Linked DNA regions of Homo sapiens: region 1 is linked to region 2. A link is a loop called in an ENCODE intact Hi-C map of the cell type or tissue named here. Cell type or tissue: psoas muscle. All regions are shown on one strand. Each heading gives the region's core, and the rest is flanking DNA. Links, peaks and the distances in the headings are about the cores only. Region 1 has its middle 89 kb from the start of FGF9. Region 2 overlaps FGF9 (fibroblast growth factor 9).

Evidence for each region. Hi-C counts contacts between places; a loop is a spot of excess contacts. Peaks named below come from ENCODE experiments on the same cell type or tissue, not always from the same donor. Only the 100,000 strongest peaks of a DNase experiment are listed, where the experiment ranks them.
Region 1: it touches region 2 in a loop (6-fold over the local background); 5 of 110 quality-filtered maps call a loop at or near these places.

Annotation. Positions count from the first base shown.
Region 1 is chr13:21,756,047-21,764,387 of GRCh38, forward strand. No RefSeq gene overlaps it. Among named protein-coding and RNA genes, the nearest start is that of FGF9, 89 kb to the left of the region's middle. RefSeq lists an enhancer at 109-806. In psoas muscle, for the core only: no CTCF peak of the experiment used is centred there; no DNase peak of the experiment used is centred there; H3K27ac peaks cover 247 bases.
Region 2 is chr13:21,678,566-21,686,906 of GRCh38, forward strand. FGF9 (fibroblast growth factor 9) reads left to right here. Exons shown (of 3, transcript NM_002010.3): 2 at 2,477-2,580. Among named protein-coding and RNA genes, the nearest start is that of FGF9, 12 kb to the left of the region's middle. In psoas muscle, for the core only: no CTCF peak of the experiment used is centred there; a DNase peak (open chromatin) is centred at 4,748; H3K4me3 peaks cover 378 bases; H3K27ac peaks cover 1,392 bases.

The sequences.
Region 1 (8,341 bases), core at 198-8,197, 77 kb after region 2:
CTCTTTAGATATTTTACAGAGTTTACTTTCCTTCACCAACAATAGACAGACATAAAAACATGGGAAGATCCAGAGCTTCCTCCCACCTCCGAGCCACGGCATGCAGGGCACTGTATTTCATGTGTGTCAAGGATCGCAGTTGGAGCACGTCGTTCACTCAGGGACTCAGGTGTGGCTGGGCTGGCCTGCGGGGGCTGTGGTGGGTCTGTTGGGAGCTGTTTTCCAGAGGACATGTGGAAAGCATGTGTGCTGCTGTGAAAGGGAAGCTGACTTCACATCCATGCAGGGGTGTGTTATTCCTAGTGTGCACCAGGTGTCTGGGGTGGGGGGGCAGGGAGCAGAGTATGCCTTTATTCCCTGCCAGCAGGTCTGGTGGCTTCTCCTGACATAAGAGATGATGGATCCCAGCAGCTCGGTAGCCTTGGAGGGTGACCCCTTGAAGGGGACTTCACTGCCCTCACAAGGGACAGCTTTTGTACACACAGCAGGCCCATCTCCCCCATGGTGAGGTCTGTGGTGCTGAAACCACCTCTGCAGGGTTGACAGGAACTGCATGCTGGGTTCTGTCTGGGTGGAAATAGAGTTATAATTCAGCATGAGCCAGGCTGCACCGTGGCCCACTTCCTTGTGTCCACAAGTCTGAGCGTTTGTGTTCCCATTGTTCCTTCAGACAGCAGCTCTGACGTTGGAATCATAAGGCTTTTGTTTAAGGATCGCTTAAGAGGTTTTTCAGACCTCAAATTCCAGAAACCAATTTGAGGACCTCCACGGAGGAATAGGATCAGCATGAGGATAAAACGCCTTCCTCTCTCCCTGCCCCCTGACTTCACCCTGCACTCTTCCACCAGTCAAGAATCTCCACACTTTGGCCCCATTCAAAACCCATAAAAACCCTAACCCCAAATTCCTCAGGGAGAAGGATTTGAGGTTCCTTCTCATCACCTTGTTCATTGACCCTACGATTAAACCTGTTTTTTGCTGCGAACTGGTGTCTTGGCACACTGACTTGCTGTGTGCATCAGGCAGCTAATCTATTATGCTTGCAGTGCCCCAGCAGGGCAGTGTCTTCCTAGCTCCCATGGCACCGGCTGCTCTGTGGGCTCCACAGCCCTCAGCAGATGTCATGGAAAGGACAGATACCGCGGGGTCATGAGGAGGAATTGACACTTTTTGAAAGGGGACAGATTGGAAGAGAAATTGGGGGTCCTGGGATGGTGAGTGTGGGCAAAGTTTGAGAATGTCTGTGTCTGACCATCCAGAGACCCAAGACTTGCCTGTGGGCTGGGCTGGGCTGGCCTGGGAAGCCCAGGTTGTATTTATGAGTGCATTGTGCATTTATGTACCCATTTATATTGAGGAAGCCACAGAGGGGACACTGATGGACAGGAAGTTGACGAAAATTGTAGATGTGACTATGTAACCCAAAAACTCAGAAAAAAAGAGACAAGAATGATATATTTGATAGAAAAATGCAAGCCAGGCTTTAGCACTGGAAATCAACTTAGACCTGTGGCCCAAGGCAGAAGGCACTGTCTTGAGCCAGGGTGAGTGCAGCTGGGAATGACACAGTGGATTGGGACCTTGGAAACCATAGGAGTCAGTGCCAGCCTGAGTGTGCTGGTGAATATCCCTGGACAGAGAAGCTTAGAGAAACTTGGGGGCTGCTGAGCCTGGAAGTTGAAGTGTGTGTGTGTCCTTCATATAGAAGACTGGCTGGTTGAATTTTCAAAATAAATTCCACAAATATGTCTTCTTCATATTCTCAAATATCGTAGTTTCTACTCAGATCACACTGGAGAGAAGGAGGAGAAGTGGGAGAAGGAGGAGAGAGAGGATGATGACACACATAAGGAAGTGACCTAGGTAATAGGTGCTTAGCAGTCTTAGCAATCAGATCAGCAGAGCTGGGTTGTACATTGACATCACAATTCTTTCTTCATCTGGCTTTTTATGGATTTATGAATTCTTATCCATAGCACATTGATAATATTCTAGGTTGGAGTGGGGGACTTTCCCAGACTTCACACCAAGTTGCTAAAACTCCCTTTAAAAACTTCCTTCTTTTTACAAACGTGGAAACAAAGAAACACACCTAGATAAACAGAGGAATACAAATGCTGTAACAGAGGCCCATAAGCAGGTTGATGGAGCGGTTTTCTCAATGAATATGTTATGTATTAAGGTCTAGCACTTAATGTAGAGAAAATAGATCGAGAGATGATGGTGACATTTTAAGAGTTCACAACCCCCTCTGATAACATACAGATTTTAAAAAGCAATTTTAAACCTAGGAGGAAAGAAAAATATACAAGGAGTATTTGAAACAGAGTCCAGCTTGCAATGCTGCAGGCCAAGAACAGTTCATAGCCCCCTGAAGACAGACCCCCCCCCCAAAGCATGCCAACTTAGTGCCAGCAAGCGCCAGGGAACACATTTTGCACAATTGGCCATTGGCTTTGTTTCTTAAAATGTATTCTTGGCATTTTCCACAGGATGTACTTGGTAGTGAGTGGATGTGTAGACCTTTGAGAGGTGTGGTTATAACCATCTATCTCGCTGTCTATTGCTCTTTCGGGTATTATGTCACCTGACATCATAGTACCTAAAGTTCAAACCTCCAAAGTAGCTTAGAAGAAAAATGCCAGGAAACTGTTTCCTTGTACATCCCCAGAGGGAAACTTTAAAGAGAATGTCCTTGCACTGAGTTCCCCGGTTTCTCATAGGAAGAACAAATAAAGGTTGGAACAGCCAGAGTGGGCCTTCCTCCCCCCATCTTCCTTTGGTAGCAGGTCGTGCCTCGGTTTATTGTGAATTTCTCTGTAGACCTCCACGTGCAACAGTGGGGAGTGCCAAGGCAAGAGCAGAGCCGGACAGCAGTTAACGGGGTAAACACAGTTTATTCAGCATTGCTGCAATACAGAAAAAGAGACCTCTGTGTAAAACTGGGCTCCACTCTGAATACCGCATGGGCAAGTGGGGATTCATAGCTAAGGAGCAGGGTGGGTTTGGTGGATGGAAAATCACGAAGAGGAACCTTCAGGAGTGAGGGGTATCTGGCTAAACTGACCTCACAGGATTATTGCTGAAGACAGGCCAGGTGACCAGACATCACCTGGGAGATGGTGAGGGTTGAGGAACCTGATTAGGTATTGAGGGCAAGAGGTTTTGGCTAAACTGCCTTAGTAGGGTTCTTGCTAAAACTGCCTTCTGCAAGGAAGTGCACAGATGGACTTTGCTGGTCTGGGTTCGGGAGCCTGGCTTAAGTTTGGTCAAGCAGCAGTTGTTAATGCAGAAAAAGAAGGCGGCCTTTCGGTGTGCTGAGCACAGTGAGGGAATTATTGCTGGTTTACTCTGGGTTTTCACATGCTCTTTCATTCCAACAACTGAACTGGTTTTACTTGAGTCGATCTGCAGCCCATCCTGAAATTATTTCAGTAAGTTTTCCTCTGTCTTTGTGTTTAAAACACAGCAAGCTGCTGACATGGGGTGAGTATCAGGTGAATACTACCTTCTAGAACCTTTGTCGAATCAGTCTGGCCCATCTCCATGCTTTTCATAAGTTAATTGCTAACTCCCAAAGAAAAAAAATACCATTTCTTACTTTCTGGTCTCTTATCAAACATGCTGAGCACGGCTTGGTTAAGCAGTAACTCTCGCTATGCAAGTAAACAGAATTCTCCACCGCACCTCCCTCTTTGTACATGAGAACTTGGGAGAAAATCATCAACAGCTATTAATAATGCACTGAACTGGAAGTGGTTCAGTTTCTTTAAGACACCTTGAGAATATTTACACGTGTGGAGGACAGAGTGTTTACAAGGGTCCCCGTGAGAACACGGTTATGGGAGGGTGGCTGTCGGGTCTGGGGGCATTCTCCTGCCAACACCAGGACTTCAGCAACAGGGGGCTGTTCCTTGAGTACAAATCTTAAATTTACATGGAAATTGGCCAACTTTGAGGTTTCGGAAGTTTTATAAATGGCTGGAATCTCAAGAGCCAGACGTGGTTTTGGGACTCAGTGGTGGGGTGAGGTTTGAACACCATCCGGGCCTTGGCTGTAGAGAGAGCTGAGAAGCGATGAGCACCCCAGGGCTGTTTCCACACGAGCAGGCGGAGGAGCTGGGCCACCTAAGTAGTGTGATTCAGAAGTTGCCAGAAAGGCAGCCCCCTGACAGAGAAATAGGCCTCTCTCCTCAAAGATTTACCTCTGAATCTGAATTTTAGATGGAGAGATTTCTACACTTCAGTTTGGGTTTGGACTCCAAGGCCTCTCCTTTAAAATGCAAAAAGTCAACTTAAAAGAGGAATGTATTAACATATTAGCACACAGGCCACATACCATGAATTAATGAGTTCACCAAATAGACATCACCTGCAGGATCCTGAAGGCCAGGGTGAGGGGCCCTTCTTAACCCTCCCTGTACCACAGCCTGTCTCTGACCTGAGATCCCAGCACTGCACCCCCACAAGCTCACCTCATCTGAAGGTTTGAGCCCATGGTGATATTTACATCAGGATTGGACTGGGACCTCCAGGAGCCTTAACTGTGGACAGCATTAGCTGCTCTTCTCCTTCCTCGGCCATAAGAAAATAAAATTCAACTTAGTTCTAAAATGAACATAATGATGGCTTAACCATGTGCAGGCTTTCCCCACAAGGGAAAATCACTTCTTGTATTTTTTGAAATAGAAAACATGAAATTCTTTCCCAAGCTTTTCTTTTTGTTCCTGTTTTGATAATGTCCCAGGTGCACACTTAAGATGGAACCCAACCATCTTTTCATTAACACACCACAGACCCTGGCTGGGGCCCTCTCCTCACTTCTTGTGCCTTCCCTGTGCCCTTCTTCATGCCACGAGCCTGGTACTAGCGATGCGCTAGCACACCAAACGTAATCCTTCACCCAGGCCTGGCTTCCAAGTGCTAGACTGACCCTCTCAGAGATCTAGCACTTATGTACACTCGAGCGTCCTACCGGCACCTCCGCATCACCAGGTCCAAAACAGAACTTGTGAACTTTTCCACCAAATTCGCTCTTTTTCTTGTTATCTCCATCTAAAAAAATTCATCCAGTTTCTCAAGTCAGAAATCTGGGAGTTATCCTTAACATCTTCTTATATGCAAAAACCCACGATTTTTCCTCCTTAGTATCTGTCATTTCCATCTATGGCCACTCTCCCTCCCACTGCCACTATGCCTTGGAGCCGCCCTTTGCTCCTGCCTGGCTCATTGCGGTAGCCATCTAATCCTCCTGCCCTGCTCTGCTCATCTCAAACACCCATTCTCCGCTTGTGGCCCGAGGGATGGTTCCGATCTGATCGTGTTCCTCATGCCCCTGTTTCACCACCCTGAATGGTAGGTATCCCCAGGCTCAAACACCTTCATGAAATTTACAAGACTGCTTACCATATGGCTGTGCTTTCTGCTCCCTTCCCTCTCTAGCCACTTTCCATCATGTATTCCACATGTCTATGAATTCCCACACACAGTCATCTGCCTATGCTTTGGGCCTTTGCATATGCTATTCCATCTTCTGGGAGTAGACTTTCCACTTTGTAACTGTCTGATTCCCACCCATCCTTTGGCACCTATAGCTCTTCCTCCAGGTCCTTTCCTGGGCCCTCCAACAACAGCCTCTTACTGCACTCTTCACACTGCAGGGTCTTTTGTCCTGTGAAAGTTGCAGATACCAAAATGAAATCGCTTTTGCCATACCCGGACAGAAGAGGGCCAGAAAGGCCCATAGGAGAGGAGGCTCGGGCTGACATGTCTGAGATGAGAACTGCTTCCGAGGACTTTCTAAAATCCTTTCATGTCCTTTATGCATCCCCTGTTCTGATAAGGTTTATCACGAGATATTGTTTAGGACTACAGTAATTCAGATAAGATGTTCTTGGAAGAACACTTGCCCACTGATGGCATCTCCACCAATGAACTGAAAGCAACTCTGACTTTGAACCTCTGGAATCAACAAACTCTGTTTCTAAGAAGTTCATGTCAATCTCGGTTTGCTAATAAAAGCCCCCCTCACCCTTTCCTCACTGAATGCACTGGTAGCTTGCCATTCCATGCATTCCGGATTATAATCCTTACTTCCATTCCTGAGTAAATTCAACATACCTACAGATAATTTTCTCTAGTGTCTTTTTTAAGGTTGACAGTCTGTAACCTTTTCTAGCCTAGGAGCTCCAGAGGCTCTTGGGTTCCTGGGCTCTGAGGCTTGGGCAGAGCCACAGCAGGCACTGTGTGGATCTCATTAGCATTGTTTGCTCAGCGCCTAGCACAGTGCCTGCCACACAGTAAGTGCTCAGTAAGTGTTTGTTGATCTGATGAATATATTTTAATACATCGAGTTGACGGGCACTCTGGCAAAAGGGCTTGGTCGGAGTTACGTTTAAGGACTTTAAGTAGATGGAAGCTTCATCTGGGTTCTGATTATGGGATATGTGGGAGTAGGTCACAAAAGTTGAGACTGAAAATGTAACAAAAGTCATCACTTAATGATGTGTTCACCATGGCCAGGTGCTTTATCTGTAGGAGCTCAGGTTATCCCAAGTATCTCAGGTTAAACTGGGGCATAATTTCTTCATCTGTCAATCTAAAATGAAATGATGAGTAACTTAGGCCAGGTCACTTGGCAGGTGTGGAGGGGAGCGGTGAAGGCAGAAGCCAATTGATACTAAGAATAGGCTTTGTGTTCTCAGCGTTGCCTGGGCCTGTGCTAAATGCATGGAGCGCATCTACCACTATGACAGTCGCTGCCGAAACGATCACCCAGTCGCAGTCACTTTGCTCTGATACACATTTTAAAAATGTTATTGGTGTCAGTGGTAAGGTTGGGAGTGTGTGTATATCGTGTGTTTAGGAGGGTAGAGAAAGTGAGGTAGTTTGACCTCAAGAGATAGTGGGATGATTAATGGAGATATTAGCACTTGCTATTTTGAATTACTTGGCCTAGCTTTCCAAATGATTACCTCAAAAATCAATTAATTAGTTCATTAGTTAACCAAATTTTTATTAAGGTGAAGTTCTAGACTCTGTATGAAAAAAAAAGAAAGGTACCAGATGCTCATAATCTAGCAAGGAGAGAAGAGGCAGACCACTCTTCATTGTCATGCAAAGCAGGAAAAGGTCAGTGCCACATACGTGTTGGGTGAAAGTGCGGGGTGTCCCAAGGGGGAAGTCATTACTTGCCGTGGTAATTGGAGAAGGTGGCATGTCCCCTGGCCACTAGCAATGAGTGCTGTATAAAAGTGTTGTTCAACATTAACATGCCAATGAACCTACCACCTTATACAGGGTTTATAAGGCTACAGATAGCAGGCACTCCATAAATATTTGCTGACGTGCATGTACAGCATGCAACCATTCCATCTGAGTGGAGGAATTGTGTTCATTACTGAATCTAGTAGAGGGTATCTGATTAGTTTAGTACAATTATGATTAAAGTCAACTCCTATTAATTGCCTCACTTCTCAAATGCTTAGTGTATCTTTATTACAAGGTCATGATTATGAGATCATGAAAATAATCTCATCCTTCAGTGAATAAAAACTACTAACATACTGGTAGAATTTTTTTTTTTTTTTTTTTTTTTTTTGAGACAGGGTCTTGTTCTTTCGCCTAGGCTGGAGTGCAGTGGCACTATCTCGGCTCACTGCAAGCTCCGACTCCCGGGTTCACGCCATTCTCCCGCCTCAGCCTCCCAAGTAGCTGGGACTGCAGGCGCCCACCACTACACCCTGCTAATTTTTTTTTTTTTTTTTTTTTTTTTAGACGGAGTCTTGCTCTGTCACCCAGGCTGGAGTGCAGTGGCGCGATCTCGCTCACTGCAAGCTCCGTCTCCCGGGTTCACGCCATTCTCCTGCCTCAGCCTCCCCAGTAGCTGGGACTACAGGCGCCCACCACCACGCCTGGCTAATTTTTTGTATTTTAATAGAGACGGGGTTTCACTATGTTAGCCGGGATGGTCTCGATCTCCTGACCTCGTGATCCACCTGCCTCGGCCTCCCAAAGTGCTAGGATTACAGGCGTGAGCCACTGCGCCCGGCCCCGGCTAATTTTTTTGTATTTTTAGTAGAGACGGGGTTTCACCTCCTGACCTCGTGATCCGCCCGCCTCGGCCTCCCAAAGTGCTGGGATTACAGGCATGAGCCACTGCGCCCGGCCAGAAAATATTTTTATGTATATAATAAAGATAATGTCTTATATTAAGTTGAAAATATTTGTTTTAGTTTCTATTTAATTAATTTCTACTTAATTAGGATATCTGAGAAGGGATCTTATTGAAACCATTTCCCATTGAATCCTCTCTGAAGCTCCATTTACTGCCTTAAATTAG
Region 2 (8,341 bases), core at 183-8,182:
ATGTTCTGCAGACCAGCCAGTGAAAAGGTTTTGTGAAATCACATGCACCTTATTCTTTGTTGGACCTGATGGGCAACACTGGCTAATATTCATTATTAGTCCTCAGCTACTCCGTGTGCAGGGAAAGCAGAAAGATCATCACATGCTCCCTTAGAAGCTGCAAATATTTTTTAGTTTTATGATTAAACCTTTCCTTATTGACCTGGTAAATTAAATCATTCAGACCTCAAAAGGGGCCAAATGTTTCCTGCATTTCATCTTACGACGAAAATTGAACATTAATTAACTCATTACATTAATTTCAGGGTATGTATGACCCACATTTTGGTGTGCTTTCAGGTTACTAAGAAGATATTCACATACATGTGACTGCTAATAATAATAAAATGCCACAATTTTAGTTATTTTGACTCAGAAGAATAGTACAATGAAATAAAATGCATCAAAAAGGGAGTGCATCTCATGAAAAATGAATCTCATGGAAATATTGCCTTATTTATATTCCCATTTGCTTTTGAAGTAGGGAAGGCTAGTAATAAACTGGCTTCTTTTGCATGTATTCTCCATCATAGAGTCATAGATTATCAGATTCAAAACACAATTTGTAATTTCACTTTTTTTGATATACTGTTTAACATCCTATTAAAATAATTACATTAAGCACAAGATAAATTTGTTACATTTTGTCCTTATAAAAGAATTAGGAATGCCCCTTTAGAAGAAATAGCTCTTCTTTTTTACATCACCTTGAAATAGTTTCCTCTTGAGTTAATCCTTTATTAGATTTATGCTGTTCATGTCTTCTTTTGATTGCAGTACCAGTGTATTTTGTGAGAGTTGCAGAATTAATTGTTGAAAAATTCATGTAAGTGCTTTTTTATTAGTCACATGAGACTGACTATAGCACATTGTTACCCTAAGTTTTTTTCTGAACTCTTAAATGTAAGTAAAATTTTTAATATTTGAAAGTATTTTTAAAACAAGAACTCAATATTTGATATGCATTAATGTAAGGTCTACATAAAATGTAGCACTTTAATTTACAATAAAAAGGAAAAAATGGCTGAGTACAAATAATATTAGCAGTGTCCAGACAGGCGCGGTAGCTCACGCCTGTAATCCCAGCACTTTGGGAAGCCGAGGCGGGTCGATCACGAGGTCAGGAGATTGAGACCATCCTGGCTAACACAGTGAAACCCCGTCTCTACTAAAAATACAAAAAAAAAAAAAAAAAAAAATTTAGCCCAGCGTGGTGGCTGTCCCAGCCTGAAGTCCCAGCTACTCAGGAGGCTGAGGCAGGAGAATGGTGTGAATCCGGGAGGCGGAGCTTGCAGTGAGCCAAGATCGCACCACTACACTCCAGCCTGGGCAACAGAGTAAGACTCCATCTCAAAAAAAAAAAAAAAAAAAAAATTAGCAGTGTCCTAAATATACTGTGGGCTAATCATCTTATAACCACACTGTAGTTACAGAAATTGAAACTGCTGTTGTGTGGCCATAAAATTCTGGATTTATGCCCAGCTTAGGTGTTATTCTTAGTGAGGTAAGCAAGGGGAAAGAAGGAAGTAAAATAAGATCATTGTGTCGATTTGATTTTGGAATACAGCATTCCATGCCTACTTTAAATCAAGAGCAGTATTTATCTCTTCAGAATATTATTATTTTAATTGCTTAACTATCTCTTTGAGGTTTAGATAAGTATAGCAAAAACCAATACTTTGTTTAAGCAAAAATAATTGGGATGTATGTGGGCAGTTTTAGTTTTCTAGATAGAGTTAAAAAAAGTTAACACAATAGAGAGCTGGATAATTTTCTGTATAAACCAATCAAGGCTTTAGTTAGCACTTCATTCTCTTATTTTGAGAGACTATTCTCTAAACAGAATACTTTTTTTTTTTTTTGCTACTTAAACAGGTATTTATTTCTCCCAGTTCTAAAGGCTGGGAAGTCCAAAAGCAAGATACTCACACACAGATACTTAACTTCATGTTTATAAAGTGGAAATAGGTTGTCTTTTCTAAAAAAGTATTCTGTTTAGCGAATGGTCTTATGTCTCTCAAAATAAGAGAATCACAGACAGATGCTTAACTTCATGTTTACAAAGTGGATGTAGGTTGTCTTTGTCTTAAATTCTACTCTTTGAAGTTAATTAGATTATGTACACACTGGTTTTTCTGTCCTATTACTTCTTAGCATATCTATGTAGATACTAACTTTTTAATTTTTAAAATGTTTTGTTTTTTGTGTAAGTCATGTTGGTAAGTATTTTTGTGTCATTATGATAAGATAGAATTTAGTTGAAAATCAATTCTTTTACACAGTGATTTTCAAAGAGAAGACACTTCTTTAACTAGCGTGGGGTTATCCAAGTGGGGAGCTGGGCTTAGTGTCCTCTCCAAAACCCCAGGGATGCTGGGACTCTAAGGACATGCTCTGTGATCTGATCTGTCCTCTGCCTTCTACCCTTTGTCTACAGGCATTCTGGAATTTATCAGTATAGCAGTGGGCCTGGTCAGCATTCGAGGCGTGGACAGTGGACTCTACCTCGGGATGAATGAGAAGGGGGAGCTGTATGGATCAGTAAGTACTGGAGGGACTTCATCCAGCTTTATCTCCATGTTTGATTTGAACAGCTGTCTTTTCTCTGGATTAAAAAGGGCCAGAAATGCAACTGAGTCTGTTTGGAAGGCGAGTGTAAGTTTTTACTTTTTGAGGAAAGCCATTTTATTTTTATTAATAGATAAACAGCTCTGCACCTTCACTAGACCAAAGTTGCTAAGAAAATGCTTTATTTATATGCCAAACCATCTTAATTATCAAGTAAATAAAAAAATTTACAAGTGTGAAAAATCCCATCTCTTTGTATTGAATGAGAGTTATTTTTGAAATGAATTGAAATGATCTCCTCCTAAGCTTTGCCAAGCATTGTAATTAAAACTAGAAATAGACCATGCAGTGAATCTAAACTCTCTCTGAGCTACATCCAAGATTTTCATTATGCAGAGAAGAAGGGAGATGGAAATTGTTGTCAGATATTTTTGTACGTGAATAAGAATATTACGATATTGTAATTATTTGCAAATGTTATGAATTTCTTTTTTTCCCACTCCACATCCCCACTAGGTTGTAAGGTCCTCATGGGAGACAGTGAAGAAGTATTTATTGTGCTCTGCCAGGTGCCAGACAGGCACTGTTATAGGTGCTGAGGTGTGAATGAGACAAAGTCTACTCTTCCACTCTGTGGCGGGGACTAACTTTCCATCATGGTATCACTTTACTCCTATTAATGCAGTACCTAAAACACAGTGTGTGGTACGCAGCAGGGACTTAATACATTTTTGCTGAATGTATAAGTATGAATAATATATACTAACTTGGGTTTTCAACTTTCAAACTTGTAATGAAATTAATCTGTAGCGTTTCTTTCTCTCTTTCTTTTCTTTTCTTTCTTTTTTTTTTTTTTGAGATAGGGTATTGCTGTTGCCCAGGCTAGAGTGCAGTGGTGTAATCATTGCTCACTGCAGCCTGGAACTCATGGGCTCAGAAGATCCTCCTGCCTCAGCCTCCTGTGTAGCTGGGACTATGGGTGTGCATCACCACACGTAGTTAACGAAAATTTTTTTTTTTTGTAGAGACAAGGTCACGCTATGTTGCTCAGGCTGGTCTTGAACTCCTGGCCTCAAGTGATCCTCTTGCCTTGGTCTCCCAAAGTAACTTATCGTTGCAATTACTGGTGGTCAAATGAGAATTTAATCCATGTTTTCTGAAATATGAGAACTTTAGTTTACAAAAAGTTGAAAATGAAAAGAAGCTTAGAATGAGGAAAGATTTGGAGTTCTCAATACACAGAAATGAAGGGCAAAACTTTTTCTAGATATAATTTTCTACCATTAGGCTTGTAAAAATATGTATATATAGATACACACATACATATATATAAAATGCTAAAATGTATTTGTAAGTATAGGATTGACTTTAGCTTTTTAAACACAGTGGATGGTTTAGGCAAAATTATTAACTCCCTACACAATTTTTGTGAATACCTTTAAGTGTGAAAAAAGATAAGATACAAGATAAAGGAAACTTACATTAAAAAAATAGAAAATGATCTTTTTTGTCACAACTTCAGTTTTTTTTTTTTTTTTTGCTTTTAGGTATGTAATGTGGGTTTGAGTGGGTCACAGTTGAACTCAATAAAATGCTTTTTTTGTGTGTGTAGAAGAGAAGTTCTGACTTTTAGTGTGTAGATGGAACTTTATCACAGTGGCCTCCAAATTTTTTGATCACGTATCCCCACCAAAAAAATTTTTTTTGAATATGCATCTCAACATATGCATTTCAAATAAATATACTTAATTTGAGTATGCATCTCAAATATTAAATTATTTTAAAATTGTTTATCTCAAAGTATAGTTTATATATGTTATTTTATAAGAGATACAGCAAAGTAAACAATTTTAAAGAATAGAATGAATGAGGAAACCTAAATAGGGCCCTACTATTTGTTCCCCACTCCAAGGATCACCTTGCACACCCCTCTGAATTTTTCCCAGTTGAGAGCTGACCAGTCTTTCAGATGAAATCACCAGCATGATTCAGACTCCTGTGGTTTATTGGTTGACAAGGAGAGCATGTCTAATTTTGTGTTCAGCAAAGCTGCTGGTAGGATTGTTGCCCAGGCTGTCTCATCTCTCCTTCTGGATGATTTAAATGGTTTCTTACTCATGCCTTCCTGCCTGGCACACCCCAGTTCCTAGCACAGTGCCTGGGGCAGCATGAGAGGGACATTGAGTGTAGACCCACGGAGTGCCAGTGACAATACTGTGGGACACGGCAGCCAGGTAGACAGCTGGAGAGCACCATCTTTCCCCTTTTCTGGGAAGCCCAGCTGTCTTCTTAGGTTTTCTGTGACTCCTGGCTGCCTCACCTTGGGCTTTTTGAGCACACACACAGTGCGTGGGCAGGAATAGACTTGTCACCACTGCCATACAGCTGCACATCTTGCCGACAGTCCAGTCATGGAGTCCCAGTCAGGCAAAGGGCAATGAAAGAAAGGGTAAAATGGCTCTTCTTCCGTGTGTGCTTGAGAAGCACACATCTTCTCTCGTGAAGAGTGCCCAGGCTTGGAAACTGCTCCAAGGAAGGGTGGCTGTGAGAGACACTTTTCCGTATTATGCTTTCCTTGCGGAAACGTCTTCAGCTGCTTCCTTGCCTTCCTAGTCTTCTGTCTCCAATCCATTCTCCACACTGATGGCAGAAGTACCTTCAAAACCCAGACAGGAGTGTCACTTGTGCACAGAGATCCCTTCAAATTCTTGCTTTTGAAGGATACAGCCCACGTTCTTTAATGTGGCACCCAATGCTTAGGATGAACCGCTGCCTGGATCTGCTTTGCCAGGAGCACCCTGTGTGCCTCTTTGCCTATGCAACTCGAGTCTGTCTATTTGCTGTTTTCCAAACACATCATGCAGTCTGATTTATACTTGTGGCCAAGTGAATTTCTCTCTCAGATGCCTTTCTCTTGCCTTCTCCACCTGAAGAAGCAGGACTCTTTATTTAAATTCAATGGAAATATTACTTCTTCTGCAAAACCTTCATTACACCCCCAGTTCTAATCCTATTTATTCTAGTTAGCATTTCTTATGTTTTCCTTTGGGCCCTAGGAATACTTTGTTCCCATTATTACATAAGTCACAGTACAGTTTACAGTGTGGTCAATTGTATTTCTCTGTTCCCTAATGTATCTAAAGGGCATGGACCACATTCTTTTTTTTTTTGGTTTCCTAACACACAGCTATGGCTCTTGTACATAGTAGGTGCTCGATGAACGCTCATTGGGTTGAACTGATTTAAAAATTATGATTATTTTTGTCCCGCATTGGATGCATAGATGTGGCCTCACAGTATCTCGCTTGTATGGCTGCTGTGTACTTAGGTCTCCAGTTGAAGGAGGAATCACCATCTTCCATTTCTATGCATAATTGGCCTGTGTGTGCCTGTGTTGTCTCTGGTGTGTGTGGCCTGAGGGGGAATGAGGCTGAAGCTGGAGGAAAGATAATGTAGTGTCAAGGGCATGGTTAACTCTCATTCTGTATCTGCTACGAAGTAGGCACCAGGCCCTCTTTCTCCTCTTCTGTAAGATGAAGAGCTCGAGTTAGACATCTGGAATGTTTCTTCCCAGTCTGGATGGATCCCAAGAATTCTGTAGTTTGAATTTCTCAGCCTTCTTTCTCAAGTCTTCTCTGTGTGACCCATGATGTTCTCTGTGCACACAAAATGTTTGTGCAGTGAGACCTTTTTGTCTCTTTTGTAAGGAGCTGGGAGGGAGGCTCCTGGGCAGCAGGTTATTTCCCTTTGGTCTGTTCCTCCAGCAGGTGAGGGGGAAGGTGAGAGTGAAAGTCTTGTTCCTCAGGGGCTGGAATCTCATATTTCCCACTGGGTTTGTGGTTATCATGCCTCGTGTGGCAGTGAGAATGAGGAGTGACTAAAATATCTCATTTTCATTGTGATGAGATTGAGAGAAGGAAAGAAACGGGCAATGGTTGTGTTACTAAATACACTAACATTTGGAGCCTCCAGGAATCTTTATCTGTGTGAAGTTGCATGAAGCTCAGTAAACTAAATTGGAGATTTTTTTTTTCTAAACGGTTAGAAACTGATCTCATTACGAAAGAAGGTAAATAGGAGATTTGGGGAAATCACTTTCGTAAAGTAAATGTGTAAATGTGAAATTCATTTAAAGCGTATTTTCCTATTTTGGGATTAATTTTCTCTTTTCATCTATGTAGTTTTTGTTTGCTTGTTTTTGTCTTCAGGTTTACCTTGAGAGTAGATCTAAAAGGTCAGAGGTAAATGGGTTAATACTTCTTCAGAAAAATATACAGGATTCTGATATCCTATTAGAATGTGGAAATAAGAAAAACTATATTGCTAATGAGTATAACGATTTGATTAGAAGGAGAATATGAATAATTTTAACTTGGGGATGGTGTTTGATTATTGTATTCACGTGATAATTTGTCCATGTATCCGTTCATTCATTTGCTTATTTATTTCCTATTTATAGCTTTGACTCATCCAGCACTGTGATGAGTGCAAAGCAATGAAACAGATAGCTATACTTGTAAATAATTCAGGGCAGTGTGAAATTTCCCATAGTAGAGGAATGGACAGATGTTTTGGCATCCCAGAGGAGTGTTTAAATAACTGCTTGGGGAGGTTGAGCGGTAGCATTTAAAATGGGTCTTGAGGGATAAATAGGAGCCTCAGAAAAGGAAGGGCAGGCAGGTTAGGTCACGTGACCCTTCAAATGTCACAATTAAAATACGCTGCCAGGTTGAAATTTCGAGAGGATGTTAGATTACACACTTGGCCAGGGGATTAGAGTATTCATTAACATTGGTCACTTTTGTTCTTATCAGAAAGTTTAGAGGCATGGCTCTGATAATTACTTTTAGAGTCTTAATCTAAACTGTTTGAGTATTATAAAAATACTTAAAGAAGTTTTTTGATGGAGTCTTACTCTGTCACCCAGGCTGGAGTATAGTGGCATGATCTCAGCTCACTGCATCCTCCTGCCTCAGCCTCCCGAGTAGCGGGGATTACAGTGCGTGCCACCAAGCCTGGCTAATTTTTGTGTTTTTAGTAGAGATGGGGTTTCACCATGTTGACCGGGCTGATCTTGAATTCCTGACATCAAGTGATCTGCCAGCCTCACCCTTCCAAAGTGTTGGGATTACAGGCGTGAGCCCCCATGCTTGGCTTTCAAGATACTTTAAAACATCAAGAATAATTGACCATAATAAATGCCTCCTTAAAAAAGAATGCCATGAAAAAATTAATCTCCTTCAAGAAGCTTGCATTTAACAAAAGGAATTGACCTTTTCTTTAAAAAACGTAGCTGGTACAGGTACTAACATTGTAAGGATGTTGGAACATACAGCATGGAGTCTGCAAAAGTGACACTGGAGGATGGCGCAGAGATGGGGGAGGTGCTAACATTTCTCGTTTGTATCCCTTTGTAGCACTTACATTATTTTGCCCAGAATTGTAATTCCTGCTGGTCTCTTTGTTAGATGAAATTTTTTGGAGTCAGAGTCTTTGGCTTTATAATTTTTCTATTTCTTGAAGACCAGGCAGGGCAATTTATGTGCAGTTGGCACATGGTAAATGTTTGTTGACCCAATTATTCACTCCGTCATGAACACGCACATGCAGTGTCTACTGTACATGAGCATCGAATAGTGATAGCACTGATACAGGGTTGTGAACTTGTAGAGTCAGGGTGTTTCCACAGGAATTAGTCAGCTACTGAAACTGAAAATGAGAGAGGTTAAGTGAC